Linked DNA regions of Homo sapiens: all the other regions are linked to region 3. A link is a loop called in an ENCODE intact Hi-C map of the cell type or tissue named here. Cell type or tissue: PC-9. All regions are shown on one strand.

Evidence for each region. Hi-C counts contacts between places; a loop is a spot of excess contacts. Peaks named below come from ENCODE experiments on the same cell type or tissue, not always from the same donor. Only the 100,000 strongest peaks of a DNase experiment are listed, where the experiment ranks them.
Region 1: a loop joins it to region 3, with 9 times the contacts of the local background. A loop is called at or near these places in 6 of 110 quality-filtered maps.
Region 2: a loop joins it to region 3, with 12 times the contacts of the local background. A loop is called at or near these places in 23 of 110 quality-filtered maps.

What each region holds. Positions count from the first base shown.
Region 1 is chr2:46,884,552-46,892,551 of GRCh38, forward strand. No RefSeq gene overlaps it. Among named protein-coding and RNA genes, the nearest start is that of MCFD2-AS1, 11 kb to the right of the region's middle. RefSeq lists a silencer at 5,753-5,937. In PC-9, a CTCF peak has its summit at 4,655 (motif pointing left); DNase peaks (open chromatin) are centred at 2,492 and 4,630; H3K4me3 peaks cover 357 bases.
Region 2 is chr2:46,627,866-46,635,865 of GRCh38, forward strand. CRIPT (CXXC repeat containing interactor of PDZ3 domain) reads left to right here. Exons shown (of 5, transcript NM_014171.6): 5 at 1-2,311. Among named protein-coding and RNA genes, the nearest start is that of CRIPT, 15 kb to the left of the region's middle. In PC-9, CTCF peaks have their summits at 4,673 (motif pointing right) and 4,877; a DNase peak (open chromatin) is centred at 4,676.
Region 3 is chr2:47,318,325-47,326,324 of GRCh38, forward strand. The region is part of intron 3 of EPCAM-DT (EPCAM divergent transcript); the gene reads right to left. Among named protein-coding and RNA genes, the nearest start is that of BCYRN1, 13 kb to the right of the region's middle. RefSeq lists a silencer at 4,846-5,140 and enhancers at 4,846-5,140, 5,122-5,281. In PC-9, CTCF peaks have their summits at 4,989 and 5,188; DNase peaks (open chromatin) are centred at 2,847 and 5,007; H3K27ac peaks cover 785 bases.

The DNA.
Region 1 (8,000 bases), 430 kb before region 3:
TGCAGAAAGTGAAAACAACACAAGTCACTGGTGATCTCAAAGCCCAGAGATGACCATGGTTCACATTTTAGTACATGACTTCCCAGTACCAGCAGTGTGTAGAGCATTATATTGTGAGCATTTTCCCACAGCAGCAAGCATTTTTGAACAAAATGATTTTTTTGTATTTCAAAATGTGGATGAATCATAAATATCTTAATCATGGAATCTCTAAGGCTGAAAGAGTTTTTAATGGGTGTCTATTCTACAGGTGAGTGGAGTGGCAGTAATAATTGGGAAATGGTGGGAACTCTGAATTGCAGTGGCATACTCCTTTAAGAAAGGGAAGGAGCCAGGCACGGTGGCTCACACCTGTAACCCCAGCACTTTGGGAGGCTGAGGCGGGTGGATTGCCTGAGCTCAGGAGTTTGAGACCAGCCTGGGCAACACAGTGAAACCCTGTCTCTACTAAACTACAAAAATTAGCCGGGTGTGGTGGTGGGCACCTGTAGTCCCAGCTACTTGGGAGGCTGAGGCAGGAGAATTGCTTGAACCCAGAAGGCGGAGGTTACAGTGAGCCAAGATTGTGCCACTGTACTCCAGCCTGGGCAACAGAGCAAGACTCCGACTCTAAAACAAAAAAAGAAGAAGAAGAAGAAGAAAGAAAGGGAAGGTAGCTGCTTCTACATTTCCACAAAGCCCAAGGTTGAGAGAATCCACTTTGAAAGCTAACTTTTTCTCTTTTAAAGGGAAGATACTGTCTTTCCTGGAGCTACAAGGCTGGACCCTTTACCACCTTCTTACTATGAAGGCTGGATCTGGCTCAAAGCCCCTTTTCTCAACTGCAGCCCAACTGCTGCTGAATTTCAACTTCACTTAAACTTTGGAAAGGTCCGGGGCATATTTTCAGCTGGGAGAGGTTTTCTTTTCCTTTATTTTAATCAGCTCGTAAGTCTATAAGCAGCTTGGGCAGTAAAGTTCAGACTTTGAGAAACCAAAAACTAAACCACCATTTGCATTCACACCAGGGTGGACAGTCTCAGCTCTCAAGAATTTTATGTTTGTCTTGGAAAAAACTGAGAGGCTAAGTGCAGCCAAGGGAGTGAGAAGGAAATGATGCTTCAGCCTGAGTGCTGCTTTTCTCTACAAAGATGGGGGTGACGATCAGAGAACCATAATGCAGGCAAGGAATCCAGTCAAGGAAGACGGTAGCTGTGCAGGTGGTTAGTGTGAAGGATGTGAGACTATCCTGCATGGCCCTCGATGTGTCTGGGCAAGGGAATTCACTAGCCCATCTGCCAATGGCGACCTCCAGGGCTTGACTTGGTCATCATCCTCAGGAGATTCCCATGTGGGTATTTAAGCTTTCCAACTAAACTTTAAGCTTTGGTTAGGAATTTTGTCGGTTTGGGTATTAGGTTTGTTTTAACACCACCTGCCCACCCAGGTCTCTGTACACAGGCTTTACTGTCATGGGATGGGATGGGGGGAAGCGCAGTTGGCCCTCTGTATCTGTGTTTTCTACATCCGTGGATTTCAGCTAACCACAGATCAAAAATATTCAGGGGAAAAGTGGATCGTGTCTGTGCTGAACATGCACAGACTTTTTTTCTCAACATTGTTCTGTAAACAATACAACTTAGCAACTATTTACATAGTATTTACATTGTATTGGGTATTATAAGTAATCTAGACATGATTTAAAGTACACAGGAGGATGTGTATTGATTATATGCAAATAATACAACATTTTTTATCAGGGACTTGAGCATCCATGGATTTTGGTATCCACAGTGTCCTTGGGGGGTGGGTCCTGGAACCAATCTGCTATGGACACTGAGGGACAGCAGTACATCGAAAGTTTTTGTTTCTGCCTCGTTTAAACACCACATGACTCTGAGCAAGTCAACTTCTATGAGCCTTGGTTTCCTCATCTGGAAAATGTTTGTGGTGTAAGCTTATGCCACATGAAATACAGCTTGTTAAACTGTAAAAGATTACATAAAGTTACCATTATCCTTCCTGCTAAATGCTAATCATCCACACTGAGATTTGAATTTCATCATGAAGTATGTTCATTTCATTTCATTCTCACCCTGGTAAGTTCCTAAGGAGAAAACATTATAGGAAACTTCTAGAGCGAAAGAATAAACTACTAATCACTAGAGCCTAGCACTGGGCTAGATGCTTTCTCATACTTGAAGACTCATTTATTCCACAGCTCTGTGAGGTTAGAAATATAATAATCCCCTTTCAGATGGAAAGAAACAGGCTTGAAGTGAGTTTCAGTGATATCTTCGAGGTTACCCAACTGAAGAAAAGTCACAGTTCTGTGCTGGTAAAGTGACTCTGAAGAAAGAGAGAAAAAAAAGCTTGCCCATTACTGTGGTGTAAATGCTCCCACTGTGGCTGATTTCATGCCCACCGGTATGAGCTAGCCTCTGCACACTACTGGAGGAGCTGCATTTGAATGCAAGCTCAGGTTTCCTAATTTCGGGTAAAGATCATTTCCTGAGCCCAGGGCAGTGACACTCCTCCCCAAGCAAAGAATCCCCTCACACCAGGAAGGACCCAGAGCTGGTTGGATCACTTAGGCCTCCACCCTCAGACCAACCTAACCAGATCCTCTGAGGCAGGGGCTGAGGATCTGCATTCTAGACAAAGACCTATACGTGCACTGTAATTTAGGTACCACCCAGCCCTCAGCACCAAGATCAAAGGCCTCTCCCACTCCTGTCTCCCAAAAGCACTGCAGGGAGGAGCAGACATGTCTCAGGAGACAGAAGACAGCATTCTGTAGCTGTCCCCTGTACTGGAATTCTGATTGGGTTCCTATGGGCTGAATCATGGTGGTAAGCTGATCGCTCTGTCTCTGTCATTAAACTCTCTTTATGCTTATGCTGCTTTTCACCAAATCTAAGATTCTACTGATTGTAAGTCACATCATTACTTTTTTTTTACCATCAAGAAATAAAAACTGTTGTCAAAGATGTTAAACTATGAAAAAGTACATCTAAGAATCATGAAATATGTTATCAGTGGGTGTATATACACTCCTTTATCTCCCAGTTTTACAATAGCACAGTAAATATTCTATTCTTTGAAGCCTGAGGTTGGGTCTTACTCATCTTAATTTATGTCCTCAGAGATCCAGCAGGCTTGGTTGAATGAATACATGCCTAGCAACATATCAAAATAGACAACTTATTAATTAGTCATCAATAAATGCCCCAGGTTTTGCACCAAGCACTTTCTATTTAATTTCCATAACAACCCAATGAAGTAGGTGCCAGACTTTCTCCACTTTACAGAAAAGGTAACTGGGGCTTGGAGAGGCCATGTAACTGGTAAGAACCCTGCCTGGGACTTGAATCCCAAGTCTGAAGCTCCTGATACCATTCACAATATGGAGAGATCCTTGAGGATATTGAAATGTTTTCACCAGGCCGGGTGCAGTGGCTCCTGCCTGTAATTTTGGCACTTTGGGAAGCCAAGACAGGTGGATCGCTTGAGCCTAGGAGTTCTGGGCAACACAGTGAAACCCCGTCTCTAGAAAAAATACAAAATTTAGCCAGGCATGGAAGCATGTGCCTGTAGTCCCAGCTACTTGAGAGGCTGAGGTGGAAGGATCACCTGAGCCCAGGAGGTCGAGGCTGCAGTGATCTGAGACCACTGCACTCCAGCTTGGGTGTCAGAGTGAGACCCTGTCTCAAAAAAAAAAAAAGTTCACAACATAGAATGGTACAGCACTACTATCTTAGTCTGTTTCTCAAGGCTTGACAATAAATAAACCTGTTTGATTTCTCTTTGGTGCTTGTGTTGCAAGAGGATGGATAACATTTTACAAAGCAAAGTTACCTTATTTTCTCACCTCCTTTGGACTTTTAGCTTTCTCAGACTTTTTGAAGAGGAATGGTAGCAGGAGAGTTTTCTCAGCTTTGGTAACTTCTGGAGGACTTGCTGAAATTAAAACTTAAGGATTCATGTTCCCATGGAAGCCCCAGGGAGCAAAGCAGTCAGCGCCCTCCCTCTCTCTCCCTCGGGGTCTGGCCCTTTCAATCTACCCGGTTGTCCAAATTCAGATTGTGTGCCATTGAATCCCACGTCGCTCATCTGCTCATCCCCACACTCACTGCCGCCCCTGGGGTGGCCGTCTCCGCTGGTTAGCCATCCTCATGAAAGGGTGGGGAAAATGCCTTTTCCCGTCTGCTCAGCTGCTACCAGTTTGGAATTTTTCAGGAGGTATTTGTATTGGTGCAAGAAAGCACAGTGGCAAGGGAGCTGACAGGGCGTGGATTCCCTCTCCGAGGTCTAGGTGCAAACTGCTTTGGACACTTCAGGGTTTACAGGGTCCACAGCACCACCATCACCTCTCCCTTGTCTGACCATCACTTATGTTTGGGGAAAGGCTAATAATTCCTTTCCCCAAAGCAGGTAAGTCTGAGCGTTTTGATTCTTTTCACATTCTTATTCATTTTCGAGTGATTTTGGGGTGTGTGTGTGTGTGTGTGTGTGTGTGTGTGTGTGTTGTGGAGTTTTTCTGGTGGCCATTTTATACAGGGAGAGGTGAAGAGGAGTCATTCCTGGCATTTGCAGGAATGAAAGAGAAGTGACACGTAAAAACCCTGGATGGGATACTAAGGCCTGGAAAAGGACATTCTGTGGGACACTGCCGCCATCTAGAGGTTCATCTGTAAATGACAAATGTATTAAGAGAACTAAGGGGTTCAATGATTGTCAGGATTGACAATAAAAATTTCGGCACAGTGAAACCCCGTCTCTACCAAAAATGCAAAAAAATTAGCCGGGCGTGGTGGCAGGCGCCTGTAGTCCCAGCTACTCGGGAGGCTGAGGCAGGAGAATGGTGTGAACCCGGAAGGCGGAGCTTGCAGTGAGCCGAGATTGCGCCACTGCACTCCAGCCTGGGCGACAGAGCCATCACTATTTTGAAATTACAGAGATTGAGCCCAACACAGTGGCTCACTCCTGTAATCCCAGCACTTTGGGAGGCTGAAACAAGCGGATCACTTGAGGCCAGGAGTTTGAGACCAGCGTGGCCAACATGGTGAAACCCCATCTCTACTAAAAATACAAAAATTAGCCAGGTGTGGTGGCACACAACTGTAATCCCAGCTATTTGGGAAGCTGAGGCATGAGAATAGCTTGAACCCAGGAGGCACAGGTTGCTATGAGCCGAGATCCCTCACTGCACTCCAGCCTGGGGGACAGAGTAAGACTCTGTCTCGAAAAAAAAAAAAAAGAAAAAAAGAAATGACAAGAGATTGGTAGACCTGCTACTAGATCTTACTATGCTAATTAGGAAGCACATATATTCTGACAAAGGCTTATAAAAAGAAAAATAATAAGCACATATGTTACTAAATCACTCATTTTTAAATATTTTGATGCTTACATTTCAATATGATTAATTTCTTCGAAATCCTTTGTTTTTTATTTTATGCATTTGAAAACATTGTTCTGTAAGGGGGTCCACACACACAAAAGGTAAAGGATCGCTGCTCTGGAGTCTCAGAGAAGGGACAGGTGACCATGGCTGGACAAGGCAGAGAGGGCTTCCCAGATGAGAAAAGACACAGGACTTTGCACTTTATTAAAAGAGAGCCCCAGGAGCTCTCTTTTAATAAAGAGAGCGGTGGCTCATGCCTATAATCCTGGCACTTTGGCAGGCCGAGGCAGGTGGATCACCTGAGGTTAGGAGTTCAAGACCAGCGTGGCCAAACATGGGAAACTCCGTCTCTACTAAAAATACAAAAAAAAAAAAAAAAAATAGCCGGGCATGGTGGCAGGCGCCTGTAATCCCAGCGACTCAGGAGGCTGAGGCATGAGAATCACTTGAACCTGGGAGGCAGAGGTTGCATTGAGCCGAGATTGCCCCACTGCACTTCAGCCTGGGCGACAGGATAAGCCTCCGTCTCAAGGGAAAAAAAAATTAGCTGGGTGTGTTGGTGGGCATCTGTAATCCCAGCTACCCTGGAGGCTGAGGCAGGAGAACTGCCTTGAACTTAGGAGGCGGAGGTTGCAAGCTTGTAGTAAGCGGAGACTGCGCCACTGCACTCCAGCCTGGGCGACAGAGCAAGGCCCTGTCTCAAAAAATAAAAAATAAAAAAAGACAGCCCCAGGGCAATTTCAATACAGGCCTTCTCTGAGGAAGCAGAGCCAGGCCTTTAATCAAAGTGTAAAAATAGAAAGGTTTCTGTGACTTCTCCTATGTCCAACCTAGAAAGTGGTCTCTTTGGCAAGAATCTGAGAAGGTACTTCATACTAAAGGATAAATGACTAGAAACTTTCATTTCAGGAGGATTTTCATTTAACAAGACTCAGAGCATTTATTTATTTATTTATTATTTTATTTTATTTGTTATTCAGACTAGGTCTTGCTCTGTCCTCCAGGCTGGAGTGCAGTGGTGTGATCACAGTTCAAGGCATCCTCAACTTCCCAGGCTCAAGTGATCCTTCTGCCTCAGCCTCCCAAATAGCTGGGACCACAGGCATATACCACCATGCCTGGCTAATTTTTTATTTTTTGTAGAGACAAGATCTCACTATGTTGCTCAGACTGGTCTCAAACTCTTGAGCTCAAGCAATCCATCTGCCTTGGCCTCCCAAAGTGCTGGAATTACAAGCATGAGCCACCACACCTGGCCTATTTATTTTTTCCCCTGACTCAAAACATTCATGAACACAAAGGACTGGCCCTCTGTGGGGGGCGTTTGGTTGTATGGCAAACTGCCTGATGCTCTGGGCAAGGTCAGCCTCCCCTTGAATCATACTGTCCCCGCCAGACCTGCCCGTGTGCATTGATTAGGTTTTCTTCGTTAAAAGAAATACAGAGGCCGGGTGCGGTGGCTCACGCCTGTAATCCCAGCACTTTGGGAGGCCGAGACGGGTGGATCATGAGGTCAGGAGATTGAGACCATCCTGGCTAACACGGTGAAACCCCGTCTCTACTAAAAATACAAAAAATTAGCCGGACGTTTTGGCGGGTGCCTGTAGTCCCAGCTACTTGGGAGGCTGAGGCAGGAGAATGGCGTGAACCTGGGAGGCGGAGCTTGCAGTGAGCTGAGATTGCGCCACTGCACTCCAGCCTGGGGGACAGAGTGAGACTCCGTCTCAAAAAGAAAAAAAAAAGAAATACAGAAACCAAGCTGGCCAGAGTTAGAAAAAGGCAAGTCAACAGGAGCCTTTGAATCCAAGGGAGCATGGAACCCCACTTCTCAGAGCAGTAGGAACTGGGCAGCTCAGGCCTCTTGGGGATAAGTGTTGTGGGACCTCTCCAGAGCAGAGCTTCTCAAATTTAAATGAGCATGCAAATCACTGGGGATCTGTTGAAAAGTAGATTCTTCAGTCCTGTGGGATCTGGAGGAAAAAAAAGTAGATTCTGACTCAACTGACCTGGGTGGATCCTGATGTTCCACATTCATAAACCCCTGGGTGACACTGCTGGTGTGTGGCCCACACATTGAGTAGCAAGGGCACGGAGCTCTACCACTCCTGTGCCTTCCCATGCCTCCTGCCTGCCGCTGTGCTTCTCAGGCCCTGTCAAATCCCAGGGGAGAGTATGTGTTGGCCCAGCTTGGGTAGGCATCCAGGCCTAGCTCTGAAGCTGTGGTCAGTGAGGCTGGGCAGGTCTGATTTCTTGGAGGGGATGAACTGTGAGAAGAGCAGAGAGGGAGGCACACAGGTGCCCGAGCTGTAGCCTGGAGGCCCCACCTTGAGGCAGGGGAGGTGGTCAGCTGTGGCCTTAGACTTCCCCAGCTGGACTCCATGCAGTTACCATCAGCCTCTGCTCCACCTGCGCCACCTTCTTCCCGTCCCGTGACCTGCTCCAGGACCCCAAGGCTGGGCTGTTGACGAGGTTGTCATGGATGGGTTCCTGGGTTCCCATTAACCCACAGGCTACAAGAATAGGCACTTCCAAAACCCTTTAAGAAAAGACCAGGGGCACCTGGCTTAGCATCCACCACATCTTTGTCCCTTTAGAGACGGTTACCTTGTTCCCT
Region 2 (8,000 bases), 690 kb before region 3:
ATCCTTTCTCTGTTGCTTATTTTTGTTAACTTTGTCAAAGGTCAGATGGCTGTAGGTGTGTAGCTTTATTTCTGTCTGTTCCATTCCATTGGTCTATGGGTCTGTTTTTATATCTGTACCATGCTGTTTTGGTTACTGTAGCTTCCTTATAGTATAGTTTAACTCAGGTAATGTGATACCTCAGCTTTGTTTTATTTGCTTAGGATTGATTTTTTGGTTCCATATGAATTTTAGAATGGATTTTTTCTTTTTTTTTTTTTTTGAGACGGAGTCTTGCTGTGTCTCCCAGGCTCTGAGTGCAGCTGTGCAATCTCAGCTCACTGCAACCTCTGCCTCCTGAGTTCAAGCAATTCTCCTGCCTCAGCCTCCCAAATAGCTGGGATTACAGGAGCCCGCCAACCATGCCCAGCTAATTTATGTAATTTTAGTAGAGATGGGGTTTCATCATCTTAGCCAGGCTGGTCTTGAACTCCTGACGTTGTGATCCACCCGCCTCAGCCTCCCAAAGTGCTGGGATTACAGGCGTGAGCCACTGGACCCGGCAGGATTTTTCTAATTCTGTGAAAAATGATGTTTGTAGTTTGATAGGAATAGCATTGAATCTGTGGATTGCTTTGGGCAGTATGGCCATTTTAATGATATTGATTCTTCTAGCTCATGAGCTTGGAATGTTTTTCCATTTGTTTGTGTCATCTCTGATTTCTTTCAGCGTGTTTTGTAGTTCTTGTCCAGCTCACATTTTATCTTCATACTTTGAGTAGCCTCCTTCCATGAATGGATCATCCAGTGGCCGCACTTAGGTTCTCCTATGAAGATTTTTGTTGTATTGTACCTCAGAACCATCTCCATATTCTCTAAATAATAATAATGATGGTCATAAATTGAATAGAAGTATTTACTAGATGAGGAGGAAAACCCTAAAACAAAACATGAACATAAAATATTTTTAAAAGGAAGACATACAAACAGACACTATAACCAAATAAGATGACAGAATTAAGGCCTTATGCCACAGCCAGAGTTGAAAAATGCAGAAAAAAAGTTTAAAAACAAGGAATTAAAGCCAAACCTAACTTTTATCAAAATAAATGTAAAAGTGATGAAAGAATCTGTTAAGATATCAGATTGTAATATAAAAGATACTAGAAACAAATGCCAATAGAACACTTAAGTACATTTTATATATTCATCCATTAGAATATATAGCTGTCAGAATGATAGAAGAATTACATATGTGTGCAAAAGTTTTTGTATCCATGTGGAAAACACAGGAAGCTAATAGTACTGTTTTTCTCTGGAGTGGGTGTAAGGGTAGAGACTTAACTCTTTACATCCTTATGGCAGCCTTCGAATACCTTTTAACTCCCAGTTCCCTTAACTGGGGGTGTGTATCCTAGAATCCTCGACCCATTAGAAAGTATATTGTAGACATCATACTCTTTACCCTTTAACACTACACATGCACTTCATAAGAACAAGCATGCTGTCTTACCCAAGTACAGCTATCAAGTTCAGAAATTTAACATTGCCATAATACTTTACAGTCCATATTTCAATTTCATTTGCTGTTTTATTGGTAATTTTTTTCAGCTCCACGATCCAGCCTAGGATCATATGTTGTATTGCCATAACCCTCTAATCTGGAGCAGTTCCTCAGCTTTTCTTTGTTTTTTATAATAGTAATATATTTGAAAAATACAGGACAGCTAAAGGATAGAGTATCCTTCTATTTGGGTTTTTCTGATGTTTCCTCATGGTTAGATTGGGGTAGTGCAGTGAGGGTTGAAATGCTGTAAGTGATATGTATTGCAGGTATACATCCAGATGCACAGAATGTCCATTTGTCCCTTATTGGTGATGCTAATTTTGATCACTTGGGTAAGATGTCCAGTTTCTCCAGTGTATCGTTATTGTTTTTCCTTTTGCAATTAGTGGGTAATTTGTGAGGAGAAACTTTGAGACCTTGTTGACAATTCTGTTCCTCATCAAATCTACCCCTCCTAGGTTTAGCATCCTTTGACGATTCTTGTCTGAATAAATTTTTACTAGGATGTTTCCAAAATTGTGATTGTTCTAACTCTATTATTATTTCTGTATTAATTAGTCATCATTCTACTGTAAGGAAGAGGTTTCCCTTTATCATCAACTTCGAGTAAGTACTTTTTTCTGAGCCATTTGAATATTCCTTACTAGATGTGGTGCCTCTTTACCCCAATTACTTAAGTTTGTATTTCCAAAGAACAAGGGTGTTTTCCTGCATAGCCATAGCACAATTACCAAAATCAGAAAATTAACATTAATACTTTACTATTATCAAATCTTTTTCATATTTTGCTAATTGTTTCAGTAATATGCAAAAAAAAAAAAAAGTCTGATCTGGATCCACTCTGGAGTAACATTACATTTAGTTGTCATGTCTGTAGTCTCATTTATTCTGGAGCAGTTCTTCAGCCAGTCTTTCAAAATGCCAAGGTTATGGGCCAGTTGTATTTTTTTTTTTAATTTCAACTTTTATTTTAGACTCAGGGAGTATATGTGCAAGTTTGTTACATGGGTATATTGCGTGATGCTGAGGTTTGGGGCACCATTGATCCCGACACCCAGGTAGTGAGCATAGTACCCAATAGGTAGTTTTCCAACCCTTGCACCTTCCCTCCCTCCCTCCTCTAGTAGTCCTCAGTGTCTATTGTTCCCAACCCGTAGACTTTTTATAGAGTAACTCTTAATCTGGGTTTTTCTGGTATTTCTTGATGATTAGACTGAGCTTATACATTTTTGGCGGGGATACCACAGAAATGGCATTGTTCTTTTCAGTGCACCGTATCATGGTGTCAGTTGTCCCATTACAAGGATGTTAATTTTGATCACTTGTATTAGGTGATATCTGCTATATTACTCTACTGTAAAGTTTCTAATTTTTTACGTTAAGTTAGTAAGCATTTTGTGGGGAAATACTTTCAGATGATAACTATTTTGTTTCTCAACAAACTTTCACACACTCATTTTAGCATCCAGTGATATTTCTTGGTGGAATTAATTGTTACTCTGGTGTTGCCAAGTGGGGATTCTTCCAATTGTATTATTATTTCTGTGTTTATTCTGTGGCATTCTACTATAAGGAAAATATTCTACTAAAGCCTTGGAATCAGCCATTTCTCCAAAGAGCCTTAGTTTCTTTTAGTGGAGAATGGTTTTTAGAAACCATGATCTGAGCCTCCTGGGTTGTCATTGCTTTTAGGCCCCTTTGACAGAAAGAGCTAGGAAACATGTATTAGAAATCACAAGTTTTCCTGATATCTCCAGTTCCAGTCCAACCGCTACAGGGTTCTTCCTTGCCTTTTCCTATTCCTTACTTTTATCTTCTTCCACAGTCAAAACCCTGGCACTCAGCATTATCAGTGTATTTGTTCATTCACAAAACTGTGAATGTTTAAAGTGTTAGGTATGTATGCCTTTTGTAATTAAAAATAATTTTAAGTTTAAAAAAAAAAACTCTGGGTAAGCCCACAGGAGTATTACACATGTGAATGTCGTTCATTAATATGTTATTATAGAAAACAGCTTGGGAATTTCTGCGCGTGTACTGCTTCCTAGATAAATTAGGCAAATGAGCAAATGGTGCCACTTTTTCAATTCAGACAGCATTTATTGGACTTCTACATTGTTCTCATCTCTAGCCAGACTGCTGTTATTGGTTCCACAGTTTTTGCTCATAAGCAAGAACTTGATACAGAACCCATCAAATTAAGGCCGGGTGCAGTGGCTCATGCCTGTAATCCCAGCATTTTGGGAGGCTGAGGTGGGTGGATCACCTGGGGTCAGGAGTTCAAGACCAGCCTGGCTAACATGGTGAAACCCCATCTCTACTAAAAATACAAAATTAGCTGGGTGTGGTGGCGCACACCTGTAATCTCACCTATCAGGAGACTGAGGCAGGAGAATCGCTTGAACCCGGGAGGTGGAGGTTGCAATGAGCCCAGATAGCACCACTGCACTCCAGCCTGGGCAATAGAGTGAGACTTTGTCTCAAAGAAAACAAAACAAAAACATCAAATTAATGTGGAAGTGTAAAAATAAGATTGACAACAGGAACAAGGAAAATATTTTGAAAGAATAGTAACTAAAGGGAGAAAAGCCAACTGTAGTGGCTTACACCTGTAATCCCAGCACTTTGGGAGGCTGAGGCGAGAGGATCATTTGAGCCCAAGAGTTGAAGACCAGTCTGGGCAAGATGGTGAGACCCCATCTCTACAGAAAATTTAAAAATTAGCTGGGTACAGTGGCATGCGCCTGTTGTCCCAGCTATTCTGAAGGTTGAGATGGGAGGAGTTCCCTTGAGCCTAGGAATTCAAGGTGGCAGTAAGCTGTGATCATGCCATTCCACTCCAGCCTGGGTGACAAAGTGAGACCCCTTCTCTTTAGAAAAAAAAAAGAAGAAGAAGAAGAAGGAGACCAATTCAAAAGCAATGATTTTAGCAAAAAAAAAGAAAGAAAAAAAAAAGAAACTAGACTAAGGCACTGGGAGAATGGAAGTCAAGGGACAGATTTGAAAGACCTAATAATTAAAGATTTGACAGGACTCAGTTACTAAATGTGGGAGGAATGAGAAGGCCTTGCCTGAATCATTGGGTCTCATTTAGATTGGTAATAGTAGGTCTCTCCACCAGATGGCAATGATGCTCTTTTCTTAGTTTTTAATTTGCCATGCTAAGAGATTTACAATTACAGCAATTTAAAGATCAGATAGATAGACAAGTTTCTAACAACTGCCAGAGAAACTTGCTAAACAACAGTAAAAAGCCTGAAAAAATAGGTATATAAACACACTTGTGCATATACATATGGAAATATATATATAATTTTAAAACATGAGTATGATTAAACTATCAAGAGGTAATGATTATCTTCTGAGGCTAGAAAAAAGGGCAAGTACAAATTCAAAAAAAGTACTAATGCTTGCCCTAGGAATATCCGCCATTCCCTCAGGGTCTAAAGCCTATGCTTTAAAGGGTATCGTATGCGTGGAAGACAGAGCCCAGGACTTGAGCAAGTTGAGGAGGTTAGATCAGAGATATGTGCCCAAAGCATGGAGCCCTGAAAAGCAGCAGTTTCAGTGTGTTTACTAGAATATCCCCTCGCATATGATGAGAAAGACAGTGGGAATACTTTTGTATCGTGGCCTTAGCCCCAGGAACAGTGGGAAAGAAAAAAATTGGAAACCTCTCCAAAAACTTAGGCACAAAGATCCAATGATAGAAAATATGACAAACAGGCCAGGCATGGTGTTTCATGCCAGTAATCCTAGCACTTTAGGAAGCCTAAGCAGGAGGATTGTTTCATCCCAGGAGTTCAAGACCAGCCTGGGCAACATGAGACCCTGTCTCTGCAAAAAAAAATTTTTTAATTAGCCAGATGTAGTGGTGTGCACCTGTAGTCCCAGCTACTCAGGAGGCTAAGATGAGAGGATTGCTTGAGCTCAAGATGTTGAGGCTGCAGTGAGCCATGGTCACACTACAGCACTCCAGCCTGGGCAACAGAGTAAGACCCTGCCTCAAAAAAAAAAAAAGCCAAGCGCAGTGGCTCTTGCCTATGGTGGCACACACCTGTAGTTCCAGCTACTTGGGCGGCTGAGGTGGGAGGATCACTTGTGCCCAGGAGGTGGAGGTTGCAGTGAGCCATGATCACACCACTGCACTGCAGCCTGGGCAACAGAGTCAGACTCTGTCTCAAAAAATAGATATATTGAGTTAAGATAGCTCATAACAGTCTCTTTGTGATCTTTGTTGCATCTATATTTGAAAAAATAGAAGAAATGGATAGTTTCCTTAAAAAAACAATAATTGAAACACCAGAATGACGTGATTTTATAGGCAAGTTATACCAAAATTCTAATAACAGCTAATTCCAAACTTGCACAACTTTTTCAAACAATGAAAAAATGAGAATACTTAAAAGGCTAATTACCAAAACCAAGCAAGTATTATAAAGAAAGGAAAATGACAGGCCGGGCGCAGTGGCTCATGCCTGTAATCCCAGCATTTTGGGAGGCCAAGGCAGGTGGATCACCTGAGATCAGGAGTTCGAGACCAGCCTGGCCAACAAGGCAAAACTCCATCTCTACTAAAAATATAAAATTTAGCCAGATGTGGTGGCACGCGCCTGTAATCCCAGCTACTTGGGAGGCTGAGGCAGGAGAATTGCTTGAACTCGGTAGCGGAGGTTGCAGTGAGCCGAGATTGCACCACTTAACTCCAGCCTTGGCGGAAGAGTGAAATTTCGTCTCAAAAAAAAAAAACAAAATGACAGGTAATTATCACTCATGAGCAAAGACATTAGAAAAAAAATATGAAATAGAAATTGAGACATGAACAATAGAAGGAAAAGGTCTGATATATACCCAAAGTTCCAGAAGAACTTATTCTCTCTACGTTTATATATATTTAAAATTTTTCTTTTTCTGTTTTGAGATGGAATCTCGCTCTGTCACACAGGCTGGAGTGCAGTGGTGCGATCTCGGCTCACTGCAACCTCTGCCTCGCGGGTTCAAGCTATTCTCCTGCCTCAGCCTCCCAAGTAGCTGGGACTACAGGCGCCTGCCACCATGCCCAGCTAATCTTTGTATTTTTAGTAGAGACGGGGTTTCACCATATTGGCCAGGCTGGTCTTGAACTCCTGACCTTGTGATCCACCCTTCTCGGCCTCCCAAAGTGTTGGGATTACAGGCATGAGCCACCATGCCCGGCCTAAAATTTTTCGTAACACACCTGCTCTACCACATGTCAAAGCATATTTTAAAGCTGAAATATTGAGACGATATTCAACACAAAAACAGACCAGGAGTAGATAACTACATATATGTAAAAGTGATATATGACAGGTAGTATTGTAGATCACTGGGGAAATTCATCAGTAAATTCAAACTGGATTCCTATCTCTTAACCATATGTGCACACACACACAAAAATCAAACCCAGGACTTAGATGTAAAAGACAAAACCTTTAGAGAACAAATATGAATGAGGTTCCATGTTTCAAAAGTAATTTAACTTTTTTGTGGTTTTCAACTTTGTTTTTGCTTCCTCTTCATTCACTTGAAAAACCAACTTCCTTCAGTAATATTCATTCAACGTCATTTTTGATGAGATTAATATTTGCCAGACGCTTTCAAACACCAAGGATACAGTAGTGAGCAAGACAAGCTCTCTTCCCTCACAGAGCTTACACTGAGGTGGTGACTATGCAAAGGTACATAGTAACCAAGTAAACAAGATGTTTACAGAGTGTGAAAAGTGACAGAGAGTGAGTGAGGAGTGTGGTCAGAGTAGGCCTCTCTAAAGCAGAGACATTAGAGTTGACACTTAAAAGATCAGACAATTGAACATTTCAAGAGGGAAGGGTGTGCATAAGAACAGAGGGAGAAATGTCTTTATGGGGAGATGTGAAGTGTGTGTTGTGTGCCTTCAAAACTTCCTTGGGTCTTGTAACACCCACTGCATTTTTCAAGTCCTTTCTTACTGCCTGCTCCCACCTCTGCTGAGATAACTGAAATAGCCTACTTCATATTATTGTTTTTTACTGTCATCAAATCTGTCAATTGTATGTTTAATATTTTCTGCAATTTTTATATATAAATTAGCATGAAAGTTTTAACATAAAAGCTTAGGAGCAAGCACAAACCTATCTGTGCCAAAAGAGGGCAAAACAAAATAAAAGTTCCTAAGAGAAGATAAGCTACACATAGTCATAGTTTCGGCTTCAGCGTTTTGGAAAGTATACAAGAATACCCTTCTAGAAAGTCAGCAGGCAAAGTAACGAATGAGTATTGGGGAGCATAGCACTTGATATGGTGTAGGCATGTGGCCAGCCTGTACCGTAGACCATGTACTGACCATTCACTGGTCATGTACCGTGGACCATGTACAGCAGCAGGAATTTGCCTTCTAAACTCAATCTTAATTACCCCCAGCTCTCAGGAATGGGTCAGAGAAAACATGTCTGTA
Region 3 (8,000 bases):
CACGTTGGTCAGGCTGGTTTCGAACTCCCGACCACGGTGATCCACCCGCCTCGGCCTCCCAAAGTGCTGGGATTACAGATGTGAGCCACCGCACACAGCCTACATTTTATTATTAAAAATCATCTTTTTTTGCTGGGCACCGTGGCTCATGCCTATAATCCCAGCACTTTAGGAGGCCAAGGCAGGTGGATCACTTGAGGTCAGGAGTTTGAGACCAGCCTGGGCCAACATGCCCATCTCTACTAAAAATACAAAAATTAGCCGGGCGTGGTGACACACACCTGTAATCCCAGCTACTTGTGAGGTTGAGGCAGGAGAATGGCTTGAACCTGGGAGGCGGAGTTTGCAGTGAGCTGAGATCAGGCCACGGCACTCCAGCTTGGGCGACAGAGAGAGATTCCATCTCAAAAGATAAAATTATCTTTTCTTCGTTTTTACTACAAAAGCAAGGCATGTTAATTTGCTGAAAACCCAAAGAAGCAAAAAGAAAACATAAAAAACACCATAACCCTACCATCAGCATATTTACAATAAACAACGACTTGTTGAGTAGTATAAGCCAGAAAATGTGATCAGCCTATTATGTTATTTTTAAATTTAATCCTCACAACCTATAGATACTATTTAAATCACCATCCAGCATGTGATTAAACAAGGCCGGGCGCAGTGGCTCACACCTGTAATCCCAGCACTTTGGGAGGCGGGTCACTTGAGGCCAGGAGTTGGAGACCAGCCTGGCCAACATGATGAAACCCCATCTCTACTAAAAATACAAAATTTAGCTGGACACGGTGGCACATGCCTGTAATCCCAGCTACTTGGGAGGCTGAGGCAGGAGAATCACTTGAACCCGGGAAGTGCCAGTTGCAGTGAGCCAAGATGGCGCCACTGCACTCCAGCCTGGATGGCAGAGTGAGACTGTCTCAAAAATAAAAATAAATTAAAAATTTAAAAATTTTTAAAAAACATATGATTAAACAAAATTTCAGAGAGGTTAGGTATCCTGCCCAAGTTCACACAGCCAGTGAGGAGCCCAGCTGGGATTTGCACCCAGGTCTGTCAACTTGAACTGTAAAGATTTATTCCCTATTTAGAGGCTTGTTTTTTGTTTCTTGTTTTTTGTTTGAGACGGAGTCTCACTCTGACGACCAGGCTGGAGTGCAATGGCACAATCTCGGCTCACTGCAACTTCTGCCTCCTGGGTTCAAGTGATTCTCCTGCCTCAGACTCCCGAGTAGCTGGGATTACAGGTGCGTGCCACCATGGCCAACTAATTTTTGTATTTTTAGTAGAGATGGGGTTTCACCATGTTGGCCAGGCTTGTCTTGAACTCCTGGTCTCAAGTGATCCGCCTGCCTCAGCCTCCCAGAGTGCTGGGATTACAGGCATGAGCCACTGCGCCTAGCTATTTAGAGGTTTTCAGGAAGCTGAGAGGGTATTTGGGAGCCAAGAGCTGTTTCTGGGGCCCAGAAGTATCCATCTTTCAGCAGTCTCAGCTCAGGAGTTCCCTGCCTGGCTGGCTATCCCTGGCCATCCCCGGCTGCACCCACCTGCCCGCCAGCCTTTCTCAGTTGCATCATCCTTACTGGCTGCAACTGCAATATATTCGCCTGTAGCCCTGTGGGGGCTACTACAGAACACAAACAGAGCCCTGGCTGGTGAGACTGCTGACACAAGAGCCAGAGGCTTTGCTCCTTTTTTTTTTTTTTTTTTTTTTTGAGACAGAGTCTCCCTCTGTTGCCCAGGCTGGAGTACAGTGGTGCAATCTCAGCTCACTGCAACCTCTGCCTCCGGGTTCAGGTGATTCTCATGCCTCAGCCTCCTGAGTAGCTGGGATTACAGTCATGCGCCACCACACCCAGCTAATTTTTGTATTTTTAGTAGAGATGGAGTTTACCCATGCTGGTCAGTCTGATCTGGAACTCCTGATCTCAAACGATCCGCCCGCCTCAGCCTCCCAAAGTGCTGGGATTACAGGCATTAGCCACCACGCCCAGCCCCATCACTACTTTGTAAACTGACGGGCAAGTCCCTTGAGAATCCCCATCTCTCACAGAAGTAATAGCAATTAGTTTTTCCTGTGGTTCTGAAGGAAGTAAAGTATTATATACAAGACCACCCAGATAGTTTAAATGCCATATAACATGGAATATAATGTTACTGAGATAACTAAAGGCAAAAATAACCTGTATATAACATGCTTACAATGTTCAAAGGGTAGCTGATGACTTTAGATTTGAGAACACACGCAGGCAGACCCATCAATACCCAAGGAATACCTTAGTCACAGAATAGGAATAGGCAAATGCATATTGATCAGAAAATGTACCTGACATGCAAACCCAGAACAGGTGAGTTTGATGTGGCAATGGACGGAGGAAAGCTGGAACCCTGAGGTTAAGACTGAGATTGGGCTGGAGTCCGGAGAGTCTGGGCTGAGGGTAGAATTCCCACTTATTATGGGATCCAGTGGGACCCTTCATAGAAGAGGCTGAGTTTCATAATCCTGGTCTATCTGATTTGGAGAGTTCCTGGAATCTGGGGAGACACCCCACAGGCTTTGTCTGAGGACTATTTGCAGTTCTTTGAACCTCAGAATAGGAAGACTGAAGTGAGAACTCAGAGCAGAGAGTAAGCCAAGGCTACTTTGAATGCTCAAAACCAGGGAATGGGTCCTACTGCTTTCCAAGTGTAAGCATGGCCAGCCCAACCAGCCCAGAGCCCTCAAAGTCAAGCCCCTCACTGGTCAGCCTCATGGCATTCTTGATCTAATGCCCTGTGGCTTTAAACTGCCAGCTTTTGCAAAAGGAAGAAGAAAGTCCTGTATTTCTTCTGGACTCCTACAGGCTCTTTGAAACAATGCTGTTTCTGTTTGAGATGATGATACCCTGAAAGCACCTGTGCACTCCTGCAACTTGTCATGTGCCCATTGAATAACAAATTGACCAACTGACATTCTTAGAGACGCCACTGAAGACCTAGTGCTGGGTTGGACCTATGGGGAGACCCAGAGGTTCATAACTCTGTCTCTGCCCTCAAGGAGTTTAGCATCCAGGGATTTAGGTGGTATTTGGGTCACTTTGGACCTCACCATGGGCACAGGAAAAAAATCCAGGAAATGTCTTCCTCAGTGTCAGCCTGAGCAAAATAATGCCCCAGCTGACATTTCTGTGTCTAGAAATGTTTACACAGGGATTGCACTGTGCAGAGCACTATACCACATGGATTTGCCTTTGTAGGTTGTACTATACTTGCACATTTCCAAGGGCTGAGGAAGGGAAGGTGAGAAACGTGGTGATGAGCCCCACTGTGGCCAGCACTGTGCCAAGCGATCTTTAAAGGTGGTGGTTTTAGCCTTACAACCACCTGGGTGGCCAGTATCTTCATTCTCACTCTGCAGTGGAGAGATTACAGCTTTAGATACTGAATGCTGTGGCTCAGGGGGCTGGGGCTGACAGTGCACCCTCGTAAGCCAGTGGGGAAGAAGTCTGGCGGCAAGGTAGCTGGCAGCTTAGGAAGCACCTGGGCTGCTTGCTAAGGAGTGGGACTTTCTTCCAGAAGCTACAGGGGGCCCAGTACAGTAGTGAGAGAGCCATCTGATCAAATCTGTTGGAAAGCTGCCTGGCAGCTGTGTGAGGGCTGGGTGGGGAAGGGGGAGGAAAGATTGCAGAATGAGATCAGAGAGAGGACTATGGAAGGACAAATCTGTTTTCCCTCCTCCCCCTATCCCATGCATACCGAATAACAGTCTCTAGAATCAAAACAAGCATTTTATTTTATTTTGTTTTTCAAGACAGTGTCTCAATCTGTCACCCAGGCTGGAGTGCAGTGGCATAATCTCGGCTCACTGCAACCTCTGCCTCCTGGGTTCAAGTGATTCTCCTGCCTCAACCTCCCGAGCAGCTGGGACTAGAGGTGAGTGTCACCACACCTGTCTAATTTTTGTATTTTTAGTATAGATTAGGTTTCACCATGTTGGCTGGCTGGTTTCGAGCTCCTGACCTCAAATGATCCTCTTGCCTCAGCCTCTCAAAGTGCTGGGATTATAGGCATGAGCCACTGCGCCTGGCCAAAGCAAGCATTTTAATAACCCATTTTAAAATTTTAGACCCAAGTCAGTGACCCCTGTATTAATTTCGGTAATCAAAAGTTGGCTAAATTGAGCCAGCTGAGTGAGACAAGGTTGTGCACTCAGCACTACCCTGGCAGGTGGCTGCTAGGAAGACATGCTAGAAAAGATTGGCCATCGTGACAAAGGGAGAGCAGGTGAAGGCACTGACGGGGTTTGGGATTTAGGCAGACCTGAGGTTGATTTCTGGCTTAGCCATTTACTAGTCATGAAACATTGAAAACATCATTTAATCTCTCCGATTTTCTTTACTTCATCTTTAAAATAAGGGTCAGCTGGGTGTGCTGGCTCACACCTGTAATCCCAGTACTTTGGGAGGCTGAGGCAGGAGAATCACTTGAGCCCTGGAGTTCGAGACCAGCCTAGGCAACACAGTGAGACCCCCCCCCCCCCGCCAATCTTTACAAAAAAAATACAAAAATTAGCCAAGTGTAGTGGTGTGCACCTGTAGTCCCAGTTATTTGGGAGGCTAAGGCGGGAGGATTACTTGAGCCCCGGAGGTCAAGGCTGCAGTGAGCCCTGATCACTATATTCCAGCCTGGACAACAGTGAGACCCTGTCTCAAAAACTACACTACACTACACTACACACTACACTACACTACACTACACACTACACTACACTACACTACACTACACTACACTACACTACACCACACTACACCACACTACACTACGGGTCATCAACTTTCTCTTGCATGATTGCACGAGTACTATATTCAAAGTGACTAGCACACCAGTGGTGCTTGGTAGGGACTAGCTAAAATATCCTCATTCCGACCTGGGAGCCACAGTGATGGCGCACATCTGCCTGGCCCCTTCCTGTGGAGCAACACTGCCCTTCAGTGGCTAAACAGTGAATGACAGGTGTGCCGGCTGCTCCCACCCAGCCCTGCATTCCACACGTCAGAAGAGTTGTTTAAGGGTCAGACCTGCCGCATGTACTTTTCACAAAGTTGGAGCCCTACCTTGGCCAGCAGGTGACAGGTCCCACTGTCCCCAGGACAGGGCGAACTCAAGGCCAGTGGATTCTGAATCTTGGGCTGGGAAGAAAACACAAGCTCAAGTAGTCTTGGAACAGCTCTCTAGAGATGGCCATGACCTCCAACCCACTCCACCCTAGCCACAAGAATAGTGTAAATGAAAAGCAAATGCCAGTGGCACATTCTGGCACCCCTTGGCAAAACAAGGAAGGAAGCCATTCCACAAACACTTAGCGGGCACCGTCCAGGCCTCTGGGTCCGTGCTAGGCTGCAGATACCATGGCCAACAAAAAGGAAGCTGACTATTTAGTTGGGAGAAGGACATTAATGAAACAATCACCCAGATACGTAATTGCAGACTATAACAAGGATCTGAAGGGAAGGCTCAGGGTGCTGACTCCATCCAGGACAAGATAAGGAGTGCTCCTTGGTGCTACTGTGGGCTTCATGAGCACCTCCTGGTGAAGCCACTGCCCCTGGGGCCTGTGCACACTGTGGACATTGAAATGCTCACTGCTTCTGGAAGTGGGCTGATGTGGCTCTGGGCTGTCTACGCCTCCAGCTGGTAGATAGGAGTCAGGGAAGTCACCAAAAGATGAATAGGCATTAGTAAGTACTGGTGGAAACCCAGGAGCGGGAATGCCATGCTCAAAGGCTCTGAGGTGGGCCCGGCACAGTGGCTCACACCTGTAATCCCAGCACTTTGGGAAGCCGAGGCAGGAGGATGGCTTGAGCCCAGGAGTTCGAGACCAGCCTGGGCAACATGGCAAAACCCTGTCTCTACAAAAAAAAAAAAAAAATAGCTGGGTATAGCAGTGTGCACCTGTAGTCTCAGCCACTCAGGAGGCTGAGATGGAGGATTGCCTGAGCCCAGGACGTAGAGGCTGCAGTGAACTGTGATTGTGCCACTACACTCCAGCCTAGACAACAGAGCAAGACCCTGCCAAAAAAAAAAAACAACAAACAAACAAAAAAACAAAAAGGCCCCGAGGTGGGGTCCCATGGGGATATCTTTAAGGAAATGTGTCTGGAGCTCAGAAACCCAGAACAAGAGTAGTGCAGGTGACACTAGGGCAGTAGGCAGGGCAAGGCCTTAGGCACTGGGGGGCAATATCAGGGGTGTGGTCTTGATCCTAAGACAGTGGGACACCACAGACAATGCTCCTGCCTCCCTGCCAGCTGTCCTCCTTCAGGGATAAGGCCCCTTTTGCTGCCTCCCTCCTCCCCTCACTGCCCAGGGTGCCTCCATCAAGTCTTCTCTGGATTTCATCCTTTTCTCCCAACTCCCAGTAACATCCTCTCAAATTAAGTCTGGGATTTTTTTTCTTCCTCCCTTCTTACCACAGTAAAATTCTGTTAGATAAAAACTAGCATTTAAAACCATACTCCAGGGCAGGTTCAGTGGCTCACACCTGTAATCCCAGCATTTTGGGAGGCTGAGGTGGGCGGATCACCTGAGGTCAGGAGTTCGAGACCAGCCTGGCCAGTATGGTGAAACCTCGTCTCTACTAAAAATAATGAAAAATAGCTGAGCATGGTGGCACATGCCTGTAATCCCAGCTGCTCAGGAGGCTGAGGCAGGAGAATCGCTTGAATCCGGGAGGTGGAGGTTGCAGTGAGCTGAGATCACACCACTGAACTTCAGCCTGGGGGACAGCGCAAGACTTCGTCTCAAAAACAAACCAAAAAAAGCATACTCCAGTCAGGCCCAGTGGCTCTCGCCTGTAATCCCAGCACTTTGGGAGGACGAAGTGAGAGGAGAGCTTGAGCCCAGGAGTTTGAGACCAGCCTGGACTACATGGCAAGACCCTGTCTCTAAAAAAAAATTTCTTAATTAAAAATAAATAAATAGAAACCACACTCACACTTCTAAGCTGCAAGGACTTGTTGCCAGCCCCGTATGCTCATCCCTGTGTGGGCTGAGCCCGGGAATGAAAGAGGAAATGTACTCCGACCTTGCCCCTGAGGGGCTTCCCATCTCGCCCTGAATCCAGGGGCTACCTTTCAGCCAGCTGCACTACTCCATTCAATGGAAATGGCACTTGGAAATGCTTCTTCTCTTTCTGAACATTTAGGTCCTCACACAGCAACCAAGCCAGTGGTCAGTGAGTGCATTTTGTGAACGCTTTGAGGTATAGAAGGAAAGAGCACTGGACCCCTGCAGTCTGAAAACATGGGTTTGTAACCTGGCCCTGCCATTTTTCAGGCTGTGTGTCCTTAAACAAGACTTCTCTGAGCCTCGATTTCTTCGTTAGTAGAGTGGGGTAAACAAGACTTTCCCTGTCTACCTTGCAGAGGGTTTATGGGGATCGTATGAAGTACCACAGTGGTTCCTGGATGGCAGTCCTTAAACAGGTGCTACACATGAGGACGTTTTCACCAGCCCACGGTGAGATGAGGAAAATCAGGACAACGAAAGGAGGTGTTTACAAAGGTAGATTTATTCAACCTAAAGGCCTGGACTGTACTCTGAGATTGTGTCTTTCTTGGGGTTTATTTGCATTGAAATTACATTTACTTTATGAAATGATAGTGATGTTAGCAGATTTTTAAAAATGTTTTTACTTAACAAAATTAAAGTACAACTACCCAGTTTGGGAGATCTTACCAGTCTGTAAAGCCCCAAACCCTTTTGAGTCAGTGAACCAGAAAGCCTTGGCAAACCACAAAGAGCTACGACCAGAGGCCACCTCTTGCTGTCTTCCTTTGCTGCCCCTCTGCTAGCTAAAGCCTGTGTGGTAGGGGTGGGTTCCAAGGGTCAAGGCCCAGACATGCTTTTCATCTTGACTTTAAAAGCACAGATTCTGGAACCAGACTGTTAGGGTTTAAATATCAGTTACACTCCTTTCTAGTTGCGTATGACCTTGGACAAGTTGCTTCTGCTCTCCA